Regions from separate parts of the Homo sapiens genome. Here regions 2, 3, 4, 5 and 6 are each linked to region 1. A link is a contact called in ENCODE Hi-C or POLR2A ChIA-PET data. All regions are on one chromosome and are shown on one strand. Each heading gives the region's core, a stretch centred on a gene start or an enhancer-like site at or near the end of the contact. The rest is flanking DNA. Distances are from core to core; before and after follow the strand shown.

The links. Hi-C counts contacts between places; a loop is a spot of excess contacts on that map. ChIA-PET counts read pairs that join two places held with the same protein, here RNA polymerase II (POLR2A). Pooled maps may share reads with other maps.
Region 2: a map with no recorded cell type shows a loop between it and region 1 (11-fold over the local background). The contact joins two enhancer-like sites. A Hi-C loop is called at or near these places in 2 of 37 single-sample maps with no recorded cell type and 5 of 50 pooled maps.
Region 3: a map with no recorded cell type shows a loop between it and region 1 (5-fold over the local background). The contact joins two enhancer-like sites. A Hi-C loop is called at or near these places in 2 of 37 single-sample maps with no recorded cell type and 4 of 50 pooled maps.
Region 4: a loop to region 1 is called in a map with no recorded cell type, with 3 times the contacts of the local background. The contact joins the promoter of RAPGEF5 here to the enhancer-like site in region 1. A Hi-C loop is called at or near these places in 5 of 37 single-sample maps with no recorded cell type and 3 of 50 pooled maps.
Region 5: a pooled map shows a loop between it and region 1 (9-fold over the local background). The contact joins the promoter of ITGB8 here to the enhancer-like site in region 1. A Hi-C loop is called at or near these places in 1 of 37 single-sample maps with no recorded cell type and 5 of 50 pooled maps. POLR2A ChIA-PET finds 5 or more read pairs at or near these places in 1 of 52 experiments (MCF 10A).
Region 6: a map with no recorded cell type shows a loop between it and region 1 (3-fold over the local background). The contact joins two enhancer-like sites. A Hi-C loop is called at or near these places in 19 of 37 single-sample maps with no recorded cell type and 8 of 50 pooled maps.

What each region holds. Positions count from the first base shown.
Region 1 is chr7:21,354,105-21,357,092 of GRCh38, reverse strand. No RefSeq gene overlaps it. Among named protein-coding and RNA genes, the nearest start is that of SP4, 72 kb to the left of the region's middle. RefSeq lists an enhancer at 1,688-1,737. Within about 2 kb of position 1,597, at least 5 of the 41 ENCODE cell types and tissues checked have a DNase peak (open chromatin) inside an H3K27ac peak, as active enhancers do.
Region 2 is chr7:20,113,165-20,116,361 of GRCh38, reverse strand. The region is part of intron 1 of MACC1-OT1 (MACC1 3' UTR overlapping transcript 1); the gene reads left to right. It overlaps LOC105375181 (a long non-coding RNA gene), which reads right to left. Exons shown (of 4, transcript NR_187885.1): 3 at 2,091-2,210. Among named protein-coding and RNA genes, the nearest start is that of MACC1-OT1, 26 kb to the left of the region's middle. Within about 2 kb of position 1,726, at least 2 of the 41 ENCODE cell types and tissues checked have a DNase peak (open chromatin) inside an H3K27ac peak, as active enhancers do.
Region 3 is chr7:20,237,136-20,240,233 of GRCh38, reverse strand. No RefSeq gene overlaps it. Among named protein-coding and RNA genes, the nearest start is that of GIRGL, 21 kb to the right of the region's middle. Within about 2 kb of position 1,378, at least 5 of the 41 ENCODE cell types and tissues checked have a DNase peak (open chromatin) inside an H3K27ac peak, as active enhancers do.
Region 4 is chr7:22,355,163-22,358,422 of GRCh38, reverse strand. It overlaps RAPGEF5 (Rap guanine nucleotide exchange factor 5), which reads left to right and starts at 1,269. Exons shown (of 26, transcript NM_012294.5): 1 at 1,269-1,593. The coding sequence starts at 1,363. RefSeq lists silencers at 1,124-1,513, 1,574-1,803 and an enhancer at 1,924-1,993.
Region 5 is chr7:20,329,326-20,332,149 of GRCh38, reverse strand. ITGB8 (integrin subunit beta 8) reads right to left here and starts at 1,250. Exons shown (of 14, transcript NM_002214.3): 1 at 217-1,250. The coding sequence starts at 343. It overlaps ITGB8-AS1 (ITGB8 antisense RNA 1), which reads left to right and starts at 388. Exons shown (of 3, transcript NR_110120.1): 1 at 388-500; 2 at 2,637-2,783. RefSeq lists silencers at 290-529, 1,000-1,389 and enhancers at 1,470-1,759, 1,860-1,929, 2,017-2,629.
Region 6 is chr7:22,433,000-22,436,063 of GRCh38, reverse strand. The region is part of intron 4 of STEAP1B (STEAP family member 1B); the gene reads left to right. Among named protein-coding and RNA genes, the nearest start is that of STEAP1B, 66 kb to the left of the region's middle. RefSeq lists a cis regulatory region at 1,885-1,902 and enhancers at 1,822-1,966, 1,740-2,034. Within about 2 kb of position 1,808, at least 8 of the 41 ENCODE cell types and tissues checked have a DNase peak (open chromatin) inside an H3K27ac peak, as active enhancers do.

The DNA.
Region 1 (2,988 bases), core at 348-2,847:
GACACTATTCAATTCAGTAAAGTTACCTAGTATAAAATGTGGCTCTGTAGAATGCCCCCTTAGCAGATAATATAGGCATGTTAAACACCATGATGGACACCTTATCAAAATTGCAAAAAAACCCAAAAAACAAAAAACAAACTTAATCTAACATGTTACAGAAAGAAGGAACAATAGCAAGAGTTAAGTTTGAAAGAGTTAGTACATTATTCTCTGGGTTCCATATCTTTTTCTGCATCAGTCACAGGCACCAGTAAGTGACAGTTGGAAGATCCTTGCTTTGAACTCACACAAACCCAGCTCTATCTTATTTCTTTGTTCAAAAAGAGTTAAGCAGATGTGATTTCTCCCTTTGTTGAACTTGCAGTTTAGCAGGGAAGTCATATATAAAATATTAATTATGCAAATAACTATTTAAGTGGGCTTGTACTAGATACTTTAAAGAAGAATACAGATGCATATGAGAGAAGACCTAACCCGGCCCACCTATAGAAGTACACCTAAGCCAAAACTTTGAGAGAGGTTTGCCATGTATAGGCAGGGCAGAGTGGCTCATGCCTGTAATCCCAGCACTTTGGGAGGCCGAGGCTGGCAGATCATTTGAGGTCAGGAGTTTGAGACAAACTTGGTCAACATAGTGAAATCCCATCTCTACTAAAAATACAAAAGTTAGCTGGGCATGACGGCAGGCACCTGTAATCCCAGCTACTCAGGAGGCCAAGGCAGAAGAATCACTTGAACCTAGGAGGCGGAGGTTGCAGTGAGCCGAAATTGCATCACTGCCTCACTGCACTCCAGCCTGGGTGACAGAGCGAGACTCCATCTCCAAAAAAAAAAAAAAAAAAGAGAGAGAGACTGAGGTTTGCCATGTATGTTTGTGCAGGTTGGGCACTGCACAACTCCAAGGGCATTTTTACATTGTGGTCTACGTGAATGGTGCTCCTGGGACTCTTGCAGCACACAATCTATAAAGCTGAATATGGTAGCCTTGCTTACTAATGGGTAGGAATTAGATACAGAATGTTAAGCAGATGTGTGTGTGTGTAGATGATGGTGGTGGTGGTGACAGGTTGAGAAAGTAGATAGGCATTCCAAGTAGAGGGAACAGCATATTACAAGACCCTCAGGTGGGAAGGTACTTTCTTTTCTTTGTTACCTGACATGCGGGCAATTATTCAGACTTTCACAACCCCAAATGTTTTATTGGTAAAACTGGGGAAAACAAGTTTCATGGCTACTTAACTTGCATTGTCATTGTGAAGCATTGAAGCTATGTAAGGAAGCACAGTGCTCAGCATAGTGCTCAGTCTCTGTGTTTCCTTCTTTCTATTTCCTAGAAGCAAGGTGAATTTGGGGTCACCAACGTGACACTTAATAAATAGCAGGTACTTGATTCACACCTCTATCATTAACACTCAAAAGTTCTAGGACTATTAGTGATTGCTAAATAAGGTTTGCTTTCCAGGCAGCTAGTGCAAGAAAGGAAGGCAGGTTTGGACAAAATTATCAAGTTACCTTAGCTGTGTGGTGACCAAAAAGGGAACTGAAATTATGACATTGTCCCTCCCACCGCACAGTCCACACCCTTCTCACCCACACCCATCTGATCTTATCTCCTGCCCAATCTGACATTTTGCTCTTTCAGGAAGCAAGTTATGCTGTTCTTTTCTTATGCCTCCAGTCTATTTTTTCAACACTTTAATTTTATGTTATTGTGGTAAAATATACAGAACATGAAGTTCACCATGTAAATCATTTTTAAGTATACGATTCAGTACTTTTAAGTATGTTCACAATGCTGTGTGACTGTCACCACTATCCATTTCCAGAACACGTTCATTATCCCAAACAGAACTCTATAACTATCAAACAACAACTTCATTCTTCTTCCCGCCAATGCCTGGAAACCTCTATTCTGTTTTCTGTCTCTGTGAATTTGCCTATTCTAGATACTGCAAATAAGTGGGATCATAGGTTTATTTCACTTAGCATAATGTCCTCAAGGTTCATCCATGTTGTAGCATGTCAGAATTTTCTTCCTTTTTATGGCTGAATAGTATTCCATTGTATGTATGTGTGACATTTTGTTTACCGCACTTTCTTTTGTACAATTATCTTATTGCAGTGCTATTGTTTTTGTATGTATTGTGTGAGCACCTGATGGCAGATGTGTAGGCAGAAGTTCTAAAGCGGCCCCCAGTGAAGTCCCTCCCGAGTCCCTGGGACTTCAGAATGTGCTATCATGCTTGAGATTATGTTTTGTTACAGAGGGAGACCAGCCTGGATTAGCCTGGTGGGCCCAATGTAATAACATACATCTTTAAAAATGGAGTTTTCTCTGGCTGATGACAATAGAGGCAGTCAGGTTTGAAGCACGATAGTCATTTGGCACTATTACTGCTTAAAGATTGAGGAGCCATGGGAAAAGGAATGTGAGTGGCTTCAAAGAGCTGAGGCAGGTCCCAGATCTCAGATGGAAAGCACTTCAGTCCTGTAACTGTAGGGTACTCTGTCATAACCTGAATGGGTTTGGAAGTGGATTTCTCCTCAGAGCCTACACTTAAGTTCCCAGCCCGGCTGACACCTGAATACTGGCCATGGGTGACCCTGAGCAGAAATTCCTGCCACACCAGGTTGTTCTCTGGTATACTGAGTGGGGAGGTAATAAATGCGTGTTGGTTTAAGTTGCGAGATTTGTGGGTGATTTGTTACTCAACAACAGAAAAGGACGACAGCGAGGACCCCATCTTTTCATGTTTGTGTTTAGCCCACTGCCTGGAACTGACTAACTTCCCAACAAACACTAACCAAGTAATCGATTGAAGGAGGCAGGAAGAAGGGATGATGGGTGGAAGAGAAAAGGAAGAACAAATGAAGAAAGAATGGATGAGGCGGCAGGATGGCTTGAGACTAGCCTAGCCCTAGAGATAGGGAGACCCTGTCTCTACAAAAAATGAAAAAAAAAAAAAAAATTAGCCAGGTGTGGTG
Region 2 (3,197 bases), core at 477-2,976, 1.2 Mb after region 1:
AGTGCTGGGATTACAGGCGTGAGCCACCACACCCGGCCCCTTCAAATACATTTTAAACATATAAAATTATTGTATATTACCTATGACTGCATGCATATGTAAGTAGTGAAAGTATGTAAGACATGCGTAGGGACAATGTATGACTATTTCAGAAGAGTGGCCACATTTAGTAGAAGAAGCAGATGGTAGTGAGGCATTAGCCGTTTTTATAATGTTTCTGTTTTTGTTTTCTAAAGGGGCTTTAAACCATATGTAGCAAAGTATTAATATGTGTTTAGGTATTTTTGTACATGAGTACTTGCATTAACAGTAGTATATCCCATACTTTTCTACACGTTTGTTTTATCTAAATAAAAGTGAATTAAAAATTAAAGCCTTAACCCACTTTTTCTGCTAAAAGCTTCCTCATCAGGCAGAATCTCAAATCATTCACAGCTAATATTTACATTTAGTAGTTGAGAAATATTTTTCCATCTGGCATTGAGGTAAGGATGCTATTTTTAAGACAATACATTATTGTGTATTACTATTTTATAAAAGATAACACATATGCCATGAAGATAGTATGCAAGGGACTGAGAAACTTTGAAAGTGCCACAGTTTTCCTCTAAAACATTAAAATTGCACAAAAATTCTATAAATGAATTACTTCCCTTACAGAAAGGTATGTTGTCAAATAATTTTGAAAGTAGGATCAGAAAACTGGCTTCTAGCTCAGTTCTGCTAGTAATAGTTTAAGCATGGGCAAGGTGGTTAACTTTTCTGGTTCTTCACTTTATTTGTAAAATGAAGATATTCTTTCTAGCTCTGAGTCCTCTCAGTAGGTGGTAGAGTGGCGGAGTGTAAAGGAAGTAGGTTCAGAAGTCAGACTGGGGCATGTAAGAGCATTTACAGTCCCTATCTTACAGGGTGTTTATGAAAAATTTATAAAATAATAGAAACACGTCCTTAAAATAGTGCCTGGCAAATATAAAAGGGCTCAGCTTTTTTAATTGCTGTTTTAAAGTGTTGTGATTCAGTATACTCAGAACCATGCTAGGCTTGTGAAAGATTATAATACCAAATACATTGTTTTGGTTTATCACTTGTATATTTCCACTATTTTGTTACATCCCAGAATTGAAAGAGATACAATAAGTATAGTACATGAGATAATTACTAATCCATATAGTCTCTAAGAAGAGTGAGGTGGTGAGGTTCATCCTCAGTCTAGAAGAGGAGCTCAGGGATGAGACATGCCTGTGATGGGGCTTGGACTGAGTCTAAAAGGATTTAATGAGTAACGTGGAAAACTAGCTTAGTCTTAGTGGCCATTCTTACCTCAGTCTCTTCTCAGTTGTCAGTGCTAATTATTGCAATGAAATAACAAAGTCCTAAGTAATTTTTATCACTAACAAGGAGAGTTCTAGGTTATGGGAAGAATCTGACTTAATTCTTTACAACCTGGGGCATGGATTGATAATTTATTTCTTAAGCAGGAAGTTTATGTGCCAAAATTTGCATGCCTCTACTTAAAAGCATGAACTCTATTTCTTTCTAAAACTCAAATACTCTTTCCAAACAAGCTGTTTGTAATCTTCTTTGCCAGGCATCTCTCTGCACGCTCATCACTTTTCTCTTGCCCAATGAGGCAGTGCACTTGGTTTTGTGCTTCTTAGATTGAACCAGGAGGAGAATTCAGCTGTCACCAACAAAGAGGAAGTCAGCCTTGAGCAGAGGGTTACGTCACTGTCTAGAATTGTCAATGCCTTCCCCCTAGAGGAAAGGCAGCTTCTCTTAGAGAGCTAACCATTAAATTAGATCCTTTTAGAAATCAGGCTCTGGAAGAGTTTATTCAGAGTCTCTGGCTAACTAGGCAATGTGGTGAACTGCAATAAGCAAAGTTTCCCAGGCAGGTGGATCTAGGTTGGCTCTTCCTCCTTCAAGCTACTGAGATTATTGTGGCAAATTACTTACCTTCCCTGAGACTATTTTCTTATTTGTAAAATTGGAATAAAAATGAACCTACCTTATTGGGCTATTGCAAGGATTAACATGATAGTTCATGTATAGTATTTAGGAAACTAACCAATAAAATGAAAGTTACTTACGTGTGTGTTGCACATAATTTGGTATATCTATATTAGTTCCCATCCCTTTGCCCTTTCTTCTCTTTCCGAAAAGTAAATCAGTGTTTCAAAATAGTAGTATTGATGTTTTATATTTATTCTCTAGAAAGTATAAAGAGAAAATTCAATATAATCTCAAATATATTGAGATAGTGACTCTTCAAATTCAGTATAATCTTAAACAGTAGATATAAAACTCAAAATTCTATTTGATCAAGAGAGAGAAGACTACTATAAAGAGAATAGAATGGCACACAGTTTTCTTTTATATCAAGCCAGCTGTTTAGGTAGGTAATGGTGTTTGTTTCCCCAGTCCACATTGTTACCCACGTTAATTAACATTTTGTTTCTGTGAGGATCCCAACATGCCTTTGCTGATACCCTTGAACGTGACCTCCTAACATCTAAGGTTTTGTTGTGTTTCGTTTTGTAGTTGTGCATATTTCTCATGTTGTTTGATGTAAAAGGATTTTGAATGGAGATGGTACTTAATGAGTTAAGTGATCTCAGAAATCTGATTCAGAATCCAAATTGAGGTTTTTTTTTTCCTTTTTGGTCCCATACTAATCATTTTGTTCACCTGAGCTGACTCTCTAGTCACAAACTAATCAAGTCTTTGAAACGCTTTCATTTCCTCTTTTATGCTGTCTTTCACAAGGAAGCAGGAACAGAGTACTAGTTTTGACAGAAAGGAGCCACTGCTGCTTTTTACATCATGGTCCTCTGTGTATTCCCAGTGTGACACTGCTCTCAGAAGAGATGGCTAGAAAGCAGCTCCTGTGAGAGTGGCCCTGAATATCAGGTAACTTTTCCAGTGCTGAGGCATTTCTAGAACTCAGGTATTTTCTTCTGTTACCCTTGTGTGGATTAAAACACAGAATATTCAGACCCCTCCTGGAAATGACCATGATGAAACCATAGATAGCTAAGGAGAGCAAGGACATAATTGTGTGCTCTATAGTGTATTGATACCAGGTAAATCTAATGAGAAGAGATTCCATAAGTGATTCTCATTTTACCAATGTTTTCTTTTCTGTATATCTAGCTACCTTAATCATAGTAATGATAAAAGTTCATTAAACACTATAT
Region 3 (3,098 bases), core at 129-2,628, 1.1 Mb after region 1:
TACGTACCTGTGTTTATGCACTAGATATTCTAAGAAAGAAACAGAAAATAAACTCGTTAGCAAAGAGAGATGAAGAAAATATCTCTGAGGAGGTGGTATCTAATGTGACAAGGAAAGATGAGAAGCAGAAAATAATGAAAAACAGACTGGAAGGATGGTTACCAGAGACTGGGAAGGATAGTGGGAGAGAGAGGGAGGTGGAGATGGTTAATGGTTACAAAAATAATAGAAAGAATGAATAAGGCCTAGTATTTGATAGCACAACAGGGTGACTCTAGTCAATAATAATTTATTTGTACATTTAAAAATAATTTAAAAAGTATAATTGGATATTTGTAACACAAAGTATAAATGCCTGAGGGGATGGATACCCCATTTAACTCTGATATTGTTATACATTGCATGCCTATATCAAAACATCTCATGTACCTCCCAAAATATACACATATCATGTACCCACGAAAATTAAAAATAAAACATTTTAAATAATAAAATAAAATCATAGAAAAAGCTAGTCAAGAAAGCCCAGGCAAAGAAAATGGAAGGATTGCCATTAGAAGTAGAAGGAATAGAAGGAGGTGGGTTTAGTGACTCAATATAGATTAAGAAGAACAAAAAACTCATTTGCAGAGCCAATAATGAATCAAGTTTTCAGAGATCTAATCCTGTGATTTCTGTTATACTTTTCTGTTTCCACAACAGTAGAATGAGAATAAAATGTACTGAAGAGCCATGAGGAGGTAAAGGAAAAAAAAATACTCAAATTTTAGCAGGTTTTTGAGATCTCATGAGACAAATTTTATTTCCAGAGAATTAATAACTCTATAGGATAATATAGTAAGGAAAAAAATTTTAGGATACACAACCTATACTTATAAAAACATGCTATTTTCCAGCAGTAAATTGAGGCACTGGGGATGTTGAATGTGTTTTTAAAAGTATTTTGAAATTTCAATTAAAAAGTTTTATTGAAAATGTTATTCATGACAGTGCTCCACTTAATGTTTCAGAAAAGTCATTGCTGATGTCAATATCTATGGAAAATGTGACATAATTTTTGTTTCAGGTCAAGGACTGCAGAAATAAATTTTTACTAATGATTACTTCCTCATTTTAATGAGGTACTTTTTTAGTATTGTTACTCTAAGGTGGTGACACCTCATTACTTGGCAAATTTACATGGTTTTCAGATTTCTGATTTATAGAAAGAAGACCGTGTGAAGCCCTAATTCACTCAGTTTCATTATGTATACAACTGATTAAAAAATAAGTCATGAGGGAACCACTAACAATGTGACTGAAACTTTGTGGTTATCTGCTAGACTGTTGAACTAATCCAACACACACACACGGAAGTTACGTTCTCTCTAAGACTGTTATGGCAGAGCAACTTCCAGCTGCTTATCCAAGTTCTATGCCGTGTAGCCTGGGCGTGGGCGTAGCTGTCACATGAACGCTTCAGGGGATCTGTCAGCATGGGAAGGACAAGAAGGTAATGGGCTTAGGATTCCTGTTCCATGCCCATGCTTGACGAAAGCTTGTTTAGAATATTCTTCTAGGATTCTTAAAAGAACATTGGAATGTCCCTGCGTTATTCCTCAATGTTGGCTGTGCTTCTCTGCTGGGGAAGGGGCTTATCACATGCGACCAAAGAGGAGCACTGTCTAAGCATCATTAGTTTCATCTCTTTTTTTTTCTTTTTGCGGGGGCACGTCTCCAATCTCATTCTTTCTCTGCTGTCTAATTCTCTATATTCTTGCTTCTCAAGGGGAGGGTCATGAACCAGCAGCATCACCTAGGAGCTTGTTAGACATGTGGAATTTCAAGCCCCCGCCACCAGACTTGCTGAATCCAAATCTGCATTTTAACAAAGAAGCCTTACACGCACATTGAACTTTGAATCTCTCCTCTACATTCACACATGCACAGGTTTCCCCTATCTGGCAAGGCTATCATCATACCTTGCCCCTGTTTCCTTGCTCTAATTATATTTTTCCTTTCTGTTATGGCCTGACTTACATGTGCTGCTTCAGATATTCCCTCCAGAACGCTCTGCAATCTGGCTTCATTTCTACCTGTAGTAGCACATGTAAGAGTCATTGCCCCTCAGCATCCTTTCTCCTTACCTCCCTGGGGATCTACCCCTCCTCCCTTTTCAGACCAGGGGCTGCATACCCTTCCCCCAGGCTACTGCGTATAACCACATTAAGTCAAATACTGCATAACATTCCTTCTGACCATGGTGATTGGTGCCCACAATGAGATTGTTTTGTGACCACTTAGAGCTAATGAGAAGTAATCAGAATTGATTGGGACTTCTGGAGAGTAAGAGTTCTTACTTTTCTTACTGTGGGGTTTCAGGATGACAGGATATAAATGCTAGGGTTTCTCCTGCAATCAGTCCTGCCTTTAGACCCAGGCAGAAGTGGCTTCTGCTCTGGACCCAGGGTTATGGTTTTCCTCTAGCTCTACTTCTTCACACTGGTCAGGGAATCTGAAAGGCCATGAGGGTTTACCACCCAGAACCCATGATATCCCCTTCTTCAGGAACCCAAGACTCTGAAATTCTCTGTCCAATGTACTCCAGTCTTGCTCCCAAAAAATTCCTTGGGCTGTCTCTCAAGGTGTGTCTTGCTACTGGTGGTATTCATACTTCTCCAGCTTGAGTGGTGGCCAGGGAAAGGTTTCTAGGAGGGGAGTGGACAGAGCTTTGTTCTGTGTGCCTTAGTGTGCACATGTGTCTGTCTATCCAAGTCCCTTTGTTATACAGGATGGAGCTGAAGGTGAAGAGAAGCAGACACCGACAGCCACCACTTTTCATTATTGTTGGTAGCTCATGAAACCTACCCCCACCTCTGCTCTGGAATGTCGCTGATGATGTCTTCATTGCCACAACTATCCCTCTGTTTTCTTTTTTTTTTTCCACACTTACCCTTTCATTTAGCACTATCGGCTCCTTTAGCATTTAGAAAACTCAACTATTAAGTACTTATATTATGCAGGAGTCAACCCAGTCTGTTCCCACCTCCCACCCACCCCCACCACCTCCCTGCCTCAGGTCTCTTCATGTCCTTAGGCCCTTCCTATTAAAAATGGTT
Region 4 (3,260 bases), core at 20-2,519, 1.0 Mb before region 1:
TTAAGGTGCAGTTTAAACTTCCTTCCTTTCGTGGATTTAGCTTTGCCCATCCCAGGCCAGAAGCATTTCTCTCTCCTGTGGCCTGAAGTGGTCTTACCTACACTTACTTGGCAATTAGCAAGAGTACAAGTGCAATATCTTTGTTTTTCTGGATGTTTGTCTACTCCTAGGTTAAGTCTTACCTTCCTTAAGGGCAGAGGTCACAGTTCGTTCCTCCTTTTTTGTTACATGGCATGTTTTTATACATATTTGCCAAGCACCTACCATGTGAGTGGCTGAGGGCACAATGGTAAACCAACTCTGGACCCTGACCTCCTACGATTCTTGTCATTTTTTAAAAATGTGAATAAGCTTATTCAACTTTTGTAAGTCTTAGACAAAGATGGGGATCCCAGCGCCCCACTGATGAGAAGTCAACACCCTGGCTGGCCCTTGTTGAAGACAGATTGAGCTGAGATGTGAACATTCACACTCCCTGGCGTTTAAGGCACTGCTGGAATAGTTTCACTCTCAATGATCCAGAATTCCTGCCTCCTGGAAGGGTGTAAACAATGATTCACACCACGGCAGGCCTTTACAGTTCACCAAGCACATTCATCACAGCAGCGGGCTTTCAGGGAAGGTCAGGTTCTGACATGCTAACAGAGATTCACCTTCAGGTCACCAGACTTGCAGCTACTCTGCTCAACACCTATCATAACCAACAAAAGTTTTCTCCCTTCGTCCTTTAAGGATGCGTGTGCCAAGAAGGGTCGGCGCAAAGCAATTTTGCCTCATGGTGTTTGCCTTGTAGCGTGTCTATTTTGAAGTTCCTTGGCCAAAACAGTTCCCAGGAGTAAAGATTACGATGAGGGGCCAGGCTGTGCAAAACGCGCGGGAGGGCGGACGACTCTCCAGCACACTTGGTTGAAGTCCAAGTCAACCCCTGGCTATTCGAAGAAGTGAAGCAGGACTTTTCAGCCTAAGGGGTAGGGGGACAGGGACAGGACAGAAGAGCGGGTTTGCCGGAGATTCTGGGAATTCTGCACCTGTGGATGAGCCGGTGCCCAAGGTGCCCTCTTCCTCCCGGGTCCCGAGTGGGAGATCCGAGGGGGACAGGTCCCAGGCAGCTTTCGCAGGCGAAAGGGCGGGGCGGGGCGGGGCCCGCGCACCTGGGCGGGGAGGGGAGGAGAGAGGAGGGGAGGGGAGGCGCGCGGGGCTGAGCCTCGCGGGGGCCGCGGCGCGCGCCAATGGGCAGCGGCTGGCAGCGCGCCCCGCGCCCGAGCCGCAGTCGCGCCCTCTCGCTTCCTGGCGAAGGCGCGGACGGCGCGCGGAGGCGAGCGCGGTGGAGAGGAGCCCCCGGCGCCGCAGCGCCGTCAGGGCATGAGGATGGCCGTGGGCTCCGTCAAGATGCAGCCGCCGTGCGAGAGCCCGGCCCTGGCCGCCGCGGCGGCGGTGGTGGCGGCAGACGGCCCCCTGCGCCGCAGCCCCAGCGCCCGGGAGCCCGAGCGCGAGCAGCCGCCGGCGTCGCTGCGGCCGCGGCTGAGGGACCTGCCCGCGCTGCTGCGGAGCGGGCTCACGCTGCGGAGGAAGCGGAGCGCCGCTGGGGGCCGGGTGAGTGGCCCGGCCCTGTCCGAGTGGGCACGGGCGGCGCGCACGTGGAGCCCGCGCCCACCCCCCGGGCCGCTGAGGGGGGCGTCTGGAAGTTGGGGAGGTGGCGGAAGGGACGCCCTTCTGCCGGACTCGGCTGAAGAGGGGCCCGGGACGGCGGGTTTTGAGGTGCCACCCCCTGAGCGACGGCTTCCCCCGCCCCCACACCTCCCCCCCACCAGGCTGCACCTGACTTAACCCCAGGGCCCCCAGATTCAGGCTGCGGGACCGGGCATCGGCTGAAGACGAGCTGTTTGCCTCTTCTCGGAGGGGAAGCTGCAGGTGTCCAGCGTCCAACAGCCAGCCAGCCCTGTCCCAACCGCAAGCTTCAGGCCCCACGAGCGGCATCCCTGTTTGCAGGACGCATGCGACGTGTGTGCTTGTTTTGGAGGTGCTGTTGCAAGCTCTGGGCATCGAGACTGGTTTTGGTGGTCTCCACCGCCGAGGGGCAGACCCAGGAGTCGGAAGCTCTTGGGTGAGCTTCCAGTTCCTGGGTTCCGGTGTCTCCAGCACTTAATACTCCTGGACACCCTCTTGAGCAGGAGGGTGCACGCCCCCAAGAACCTTCAATATTGACTTCCTGATGGTGTGTTCAGATACGATTTCCTGGTGAAGGAGTGTCCCTCATTGAGTTCTAAGTGCATCTAATGACCTGAGCAGGTCAGGCATGTTTTGTATTTTTAAGAGAAGCAGGAAGGTCTGCTGATTGTCTCCTGGGATCTTTAAGAAGCCACCTAGGAGGCCCCGCCAGGGCCTCAGGACACAGAGCTGACTTACTCAGATTTCCCTGCTCACCAGGGTTTGGCGGCACCTTTGGTGGGTTCTACTCATCTTTTAAAAATTTATTATTAAGTGGTCTTTAATGAGAAGCTGCATCAATGTGGTTTTTCTTTCCCGTTTGGCTGTAATTTTTAAAATGCAGTCTTGTCTGACTTAAAACAAGACCTTGCTGGGAGACTTCTAGCTCTTTCAGAGATGGGTTTGTGTAAACTTGAGAGTGAGGGATAACCACTTGTTTTCATGCGCCCTCCTTTGGGTAGGGAAGGGTCTGAACTGATGTCGGTCTTCAGCTTCTCGAGGCTGCATCTCTCTTTTCCTAGGCATTTTCCATCTCAGGTGGAAAATGGTCCATCCCAGGTCCATCTCAGAAGATGTTCTGAGGATTCTCTGTGTGTGATGGGACATTCTTAAAGTCGGTGACCCAGAGAGTTTAGGAATTGCCCACAAGTGACCTTAACATGTGTGGCATTTAGGATTGCCTGCAAAGTAAGTGAGGAAATGTGTCCCCAAGATGTGGTGTCGGAATAAACAAGAACTGGAGTTATAGACTTTGCAGGAATCCAGGGAAAAGTAGGTCAAATTATGTTTCTATTATCCTTGACGGTTACTTTTTCATGGCACAGAATACTGAAGACATGAGGGCTGCCAGGCAGTCTGCGACAAGAATTGCTGAGGGTTTCTGTATAAATAGATCTATAGTATTTATTTGCGTTCATACTCATGTTTCTTGCTGCCTGGGAGGGTGTCGTATACCTTGTCAATATACCTATTTAGTTTTATTTTTTAATTACTCTGAATGTGGTTACCTCAGATAATGTATGCTTTATTAACCCTCTTTGATTCTAATACTG
Region 5 (2,824 bases), core at 1-2,500, 1.0 Mb after region 1:
TCTGATAATTAGTCCTTGCTGTCGCTCCAGGGCAGAAATGCTTGACACCTGGCCTCTAGGCCATCTGTGCTGGAGGACGCTGCCCCGCACCCGCCCCCTTGAAGTTCTCTGATGACCGCAACTTACCTGGCCGGGATGCTCTGGCCGGGCAGCTCTTCGTGCCAGCCCAAGACCTTTGGGGAAGAGAAGAAAACAAAACAAAACAAAACAACTTACCACCTTGGCCCAGTCCAAGAACAAGTGAAAACACCCAGGCTGCCCAGAGGAACGAGGCGGGACCTCGCCGGTCGTTTTGCAGGCAGACAAATGCAGCGGTAAAAAAAGCCAGGGCCGAGCCGCACATAATGCAAAACAGCCCGCCCCGCGCCCGCCGCCTGACTGCCTTCCGGACGCGGGCTCGCGCCTCCCGGGCGCACCTCGGGGCCCGCGGGCCGAGTGTCGCTAGGACGTTTTCCGCAGGCCTAGCAGGCGGACCCCGCGGCTCGGAGCAAGCGGTGCAGGTAAGCGGGCCCGGGCACCGCTCGGCATCTCAGGGCCCCTGCGGCCCTCCCGGCTCGGCACGGCGGGTCCCGCGGTCTCCGCGAGAAGCACCTCCTTCGACGGCCAAGGGCCCCGGCGGCGACTGGAGAGAGGGCTCTGCAAGGGCTCCGCAGCCTGCTCCGGGACAAAGAAAAGAGCTTTTGTTTCTCTCCAGCCGGTGGGGCTTCTGCTGCATAAATCAGCTTAGCGAAGAGCCAAACACAATCAAACCCAAACAAAGCCCGAAGCTGGGGGGGAAACCACCCTAATGTACATTCACTGGGTGATGCTGGATCTGTGGGAGGGGACGCCGGCGAGGTCGAGGGGAAAAAAGTCTGTGGCGCATCAATCAGCGCAGTTGCTTCCACAGGTGGGCAGGGAGGCCAACACCATTAGTTGCAGCTTTGCAGCCCCGTCTGCGGAGCAGCGGGCAAAGACAAGTCGGCAGCGTCCTGGCTGGCAAGGGAGGAAGCTCGGGATGCCAGCAACAGGGGGAGGCGGCTCTGGGAGCGCCCTAGAAGCACCCGCCGACACCCGCAGGCACAGAGCGAGGCATCGCCGCTCCCTCCCTGGCGGGGAGTGGGGCCTGCGGCTGCGAGCGCAGGAGGGGAGGTTCCGCGAGGTGCCGGAGCCCGGCTTCGCGGGGCGGGGGCTGCGTGCCCTTGTCCTTTTCGCCTCAGTGCGCGGCTCAGGCGTCCCGCAGTCCAGAGCCCGAGTTGCTGGCGCGCTCTGGGGTGCACACGGCTAGGATGCGAGAGAGGCGAGGCCGGCGATGGGCGGGAGAGGGGTGGTCCTGCTCTGGCCCCCCGGGGGGCTCCAGACCTGCGGGTAGCCGGGTGCACTCAGGGCAGAGAGTTGCTAGGAAACCTCCCCACGCTACCGGAGCGCCTCGCCTCGGCTGCCCGCAGGCGCGGCTGCAGCCCGGGCAGGAGCAGCAGTAACAGCTCGGAGCAGCGTGGGCGGGACATTGGTGAGGCATGAAGTCACCGCGGCCCACACTCGCTCTTTGTTTTGCTCACTCCAGCTCTTTCTTTTCCCCCTTGGCTCTGATAGTTGCCATTCCCATCGTTCACAAGAACTCCTGAAGCGTAGCCGCGCAACAGGAATGGCACGCCTCGTTCCCTTCTCCCTCCTCCCCCGAATCCTTGCACCCCAACGCTCGCGGGGGTGGTGGGAGACTCGCTCAGCGCCAGCGGCAGCTGCGAGCAAACCCCAATCTCTCACCCCCGCGCTGCTCGCCGCTTTGTTCGGAGATACTCACTGCCCCGCAGCTGCTGCATACAAAGTGGAGTCAAGGGACCTCCCCTGCCCCCAACGCCCTCTACTCAGCACTTTGCTTGCAGTTAGGAGCTCGTCCTCTACCCCACCACAAGGCTGCCCCGGTGTCCCTAGCCTTTGGAGAGTTGGACCAGTCTGCAGGGGCTGTTCCCGGAGCGACTGGCCGAGATTTCTCGCTGCTCCTTCTCTGCTCAAAACCTTAACCCTGGACTGGACAGCCCTGTTTTTCCCCAGCGTCTGGTGGTGGCTCTGGGCTTTTGCAAGTTACAGTGGGTCTTTTGATCTTAAGCGTCACCTTCCCAGTAAACGGAACAAAAAGTTACAGACAGCAGCAAAGCGGGGAGAGGGGAGCTAAGGAGAGAAAGTGGAAGGCACTTCTGCCTGCTTGCAGCTCAGAAATTTAGGTGCAAGTAGGGTGCGGGTGTTATGCTGGGCAACTGCCCGGAAGCAGCGCGCCTCCTCGGGTCCTGTCATTACCACGCTAAGTCGAGGGAGGGAACTCAGTCCCCCGCATTGGAAACAAGGCAGTGTTTCCAGTTTAACACGGTGATGGTTCTCTTTTCCCTCTAGGGGCAGGAGCGATTCCCATTCGAGGAGTTTGACCTCTCATTTTAATACAACACCCGCCTCTTAGAGGCAGCAGACCAGTCCAGCCAGGTCAAGGTGAAATATGCGGGAGTTTCCCCCCTTCTTATTTAATAGTTTCCGTCTCCTTATTTGTAGTTAAAAAAAAAAAAAAAAAAAAAGTAGGAGGCGCGGTCTCTCTCTTTCTTTCTGTTGACTGAGTGAATGGAAAGTACCTGGTTAATAAACCACAACATCGAAACTCCCCCTTTCAGGTGTGGACCGCACAACGGGGTGCACAGGATTAGTTAAGCAAAGCAGGAACCCAGCTGGAAAATTAAACGAGCCCTGGATCTGCAAAGCAGGTCCCTTCGCGAGACCAAAGCCGTGATCCCAACCTTAGCAACATAATTCTACTGGAGGTGATGTACTCTAAATAAATAGAAATAAATCCAGCTCCGCT
Region 6 (3,064 bases), core at 559-3,058, 1.1 Mb before region 1:
GGAATTTGCCTGAGTTCAGCCACCTAAGGATTGGTGAGGCTGGAATTCAACACAAGTCTGCACCTCCAGAGTCCGGGCATGCCAGGCGGGTCCACCAGACCGTGTTCTGCCCACGCAGTGGCTCAGCTTGAGAGATGGCAGGTACATTAGGAAACTGCAAGTCATTCTGGCAGAAGCAGGAGTAGGGTGGAGCTGATAAAGGATGCTACTGCAGGCAGATGGAGGCCAGGCTAACTTGAATTGAGTCTTATATCACACCTGCTGGTCTCCATGAAGCCCATCCAGGTGAGAGCAACCTACGCTCACTTCTCTCTTTACCTCTCTGCCCACGGTGCGTATCGTGCACAGGTGAGCTTTAGATGTGGCTAAATAAATACAATTGAGTGCTTTACTGAATACTGTCTTGTCTCAGTTTCTCACGATTTTATGTGTATGCATTTGGTCTCTCAAGCAAATTTTAAGATTCTTTAAGGTGGAGACTGATGTTACTATAGACTTCTTAATAACCACCCCCCTTGGTGCTGAGCCTACAGAAAATGTTCAGAAAAAATTTACTGATGGAGGGTTGTCAATAAATGGCTTTTGGATTAGATTCTACTTATTTTTCTAAAATCTCAAGTGTTTAAAAATTGGACTTGAGCTTGAACTTGCTTTTATTTTCGTTTTGACACTCACCAGCTTCGTGCTGTCCCTCCAGCTTTTCTCTGTGGTTTGTTTGTGCCTGGTGCTTCTGTTTGAGCTGCTTGACCTTGCCTTATGGTTACACTTTCCACCTCCTTTCCTGCTGTGTCTAACAGGCTCGTTTTCTTCCAGACATTCAAGGTTGAGTGGGTGCAGGTGGGCAGGCAGGTGATTCTTTCTTGAATGGTTCATTGGCCATTCACATTGGTGTGTTGCTTGATTTTAATCACAATTGATTAACCTTCACTTGTTTCGGTAAATCTGGCCAGATCTATCTGGGACTAGAACTCTGGAACTATGTTAACCACATGTGGCTATTTACATTGACCTGAGTTAAAATTAAATAAAATTTAAAATTCAGTTCCTCGGTCACACTAGTCACATTTCAAGTACTTCTGGCCACATGTGGCTAGTAGCTACTCCACTGGACAGCATAGATTTAGAATCTTTCCACCATTGTAGAATGATTTGGGCTGAGAATATTGAATAAATTAACAAATTCTAGGGCAAAACTGAGCAGTATAAAAATAAATTTTGATAAAGGACTCTTATTTTGACTATTTATTATTCCTTGTAATATTAGCAGAATTCCCAAGGATAAAATTACATTGTAGAACTTATTATATAATCATTTGTTTAAGTATCTATGACTTCTAACAAATCTATGTGCTCTTCGAGCATAAGGAACATTTTATCTTTCCGTCTCTGGACTTGGAGTTGTGTCTGGCATAGAAAGGGCTCAAAAACATTTAGAGAATAAATACATAAGTGCTTAGAAACCTCATTTAATTTTCTTTATTGCAAACTATAGCTATTAGTCTCACATATTATCTTCTGAGATGTACCAATTTTTTTTTACCTATTCTTACTAGTCTTAATGTATTTTTTGAGAATATGAAAGAAAGGAAACATTCAAGAATTACATACAAATCTGTTTAAATGAAAATATGAGAAATCTATGGTGAAGACCTAGAAGGAAAAGCCCTCTATGGGGCCCATGTGGGATCAGCAGAGTCATGACTCTGGGGGCGATGTGACACTCATTTGCCTTTCTTGTGGAGTTGGCGGGAGACAGCATGGGGCATCATGACTTGATGGCCACAGGTGTCCTATCCTTCCCAAGGAAGGCGGTACAGACACGGAAAGCCGGCTTCCTGTCCCCTTCCTGTCCCTGGAGGGGCCCTCTGCCAGAACCCTGGGATGCTTATCTGGGCTCTGCAGATCTTTGGAATGAGGTCATCCAGGAAGTTGAATCCCTTTGATGCAATTATCTCTGCATCCTTGGCCTTTTGTTCTCATGGAGAGTAACCGGTGACCCTTGTGCTTCTTACGTGGTTAGAACAGCTGTTGTGAGGTGGGTGCCAGATGCACATCCCTGGGTGGCTGGACACATCCTTCCCAGCTGTCAGGATGGGTCCAATGGATGTAGGTGCCTCCCTGCTCCCGCCATAACACTGTTGTGAACCTGCAAAGGAGTTGAGAGGACAAAGGAGAACGTGATCGGTGGTGGATGATCTTACACACATACGTATACACACATGTTCATCATGACAAAGCCCAGCAGTTTTGTTCTTTAATTCATCTCAGTTGACAACCAGTTATACCAGTTCAAGGACTCATTCTTTCCTGAATGAGTAGTGGTGGGTAGCTTTTTGGAATAGCACAGTCCTAAATCTGTCTATCCTTTCACATCTTCCAATATACGCTTCCTAATTGTATAGGTATACTTTGCAATCTTTCCTGCCCAATAGAAGTTCTCCTATGTGGCAGGCCCAAATATCCACAATTTGGGTCCCCTTTCCTACATAGATCTCCTCTCCTTAAAACTGGTTTGGCCTAACCTGTCTTTGTGCTTTTGTGAGCAGGAAAATCCTCTCTCCCTGGGGTTACAATGAGTCATTATGTGGAGGGGGTGGAAGGGCTTGAAATAGTAAGTTGGGGGAAGGTGTCCTGTGGCTGTTACAATTTGGGTCCCCTTTCCTACATAGATCTCCTCTCCTTGAAACTGGTTTGGCCTAACCTGTCTTTGTGCTTTTGTGAGCAGGAAAATCCTCTCTCCCTGGGGTTACAATGAGTCATTATGTGGAGGGGGTGGAAGGGCTTGAAATAGTAAGTTGGGGGAAGGTGTCCTGTGGCTGTTACAGAAGTCTGGTCAAATTACCAGGTTCTCTGTCTTTTGGGGTGCAATGAATGGGAGCTTGCGAAGTTTGCTTTTTGATTTTGGGTTTTGTTTTGTTTTTTTTTGGTGAAATAACTCATTTAGGTTCTGTTAGATTCTGGGATTCTCTTTCTTCTCATTCTTCCCCCTGTGTTTTTCTATTTTTCATTTTCCAGTTGATTACTGAAATGTCCTATGAGCAGTCAGGCCGCATTTGCTGGCAGG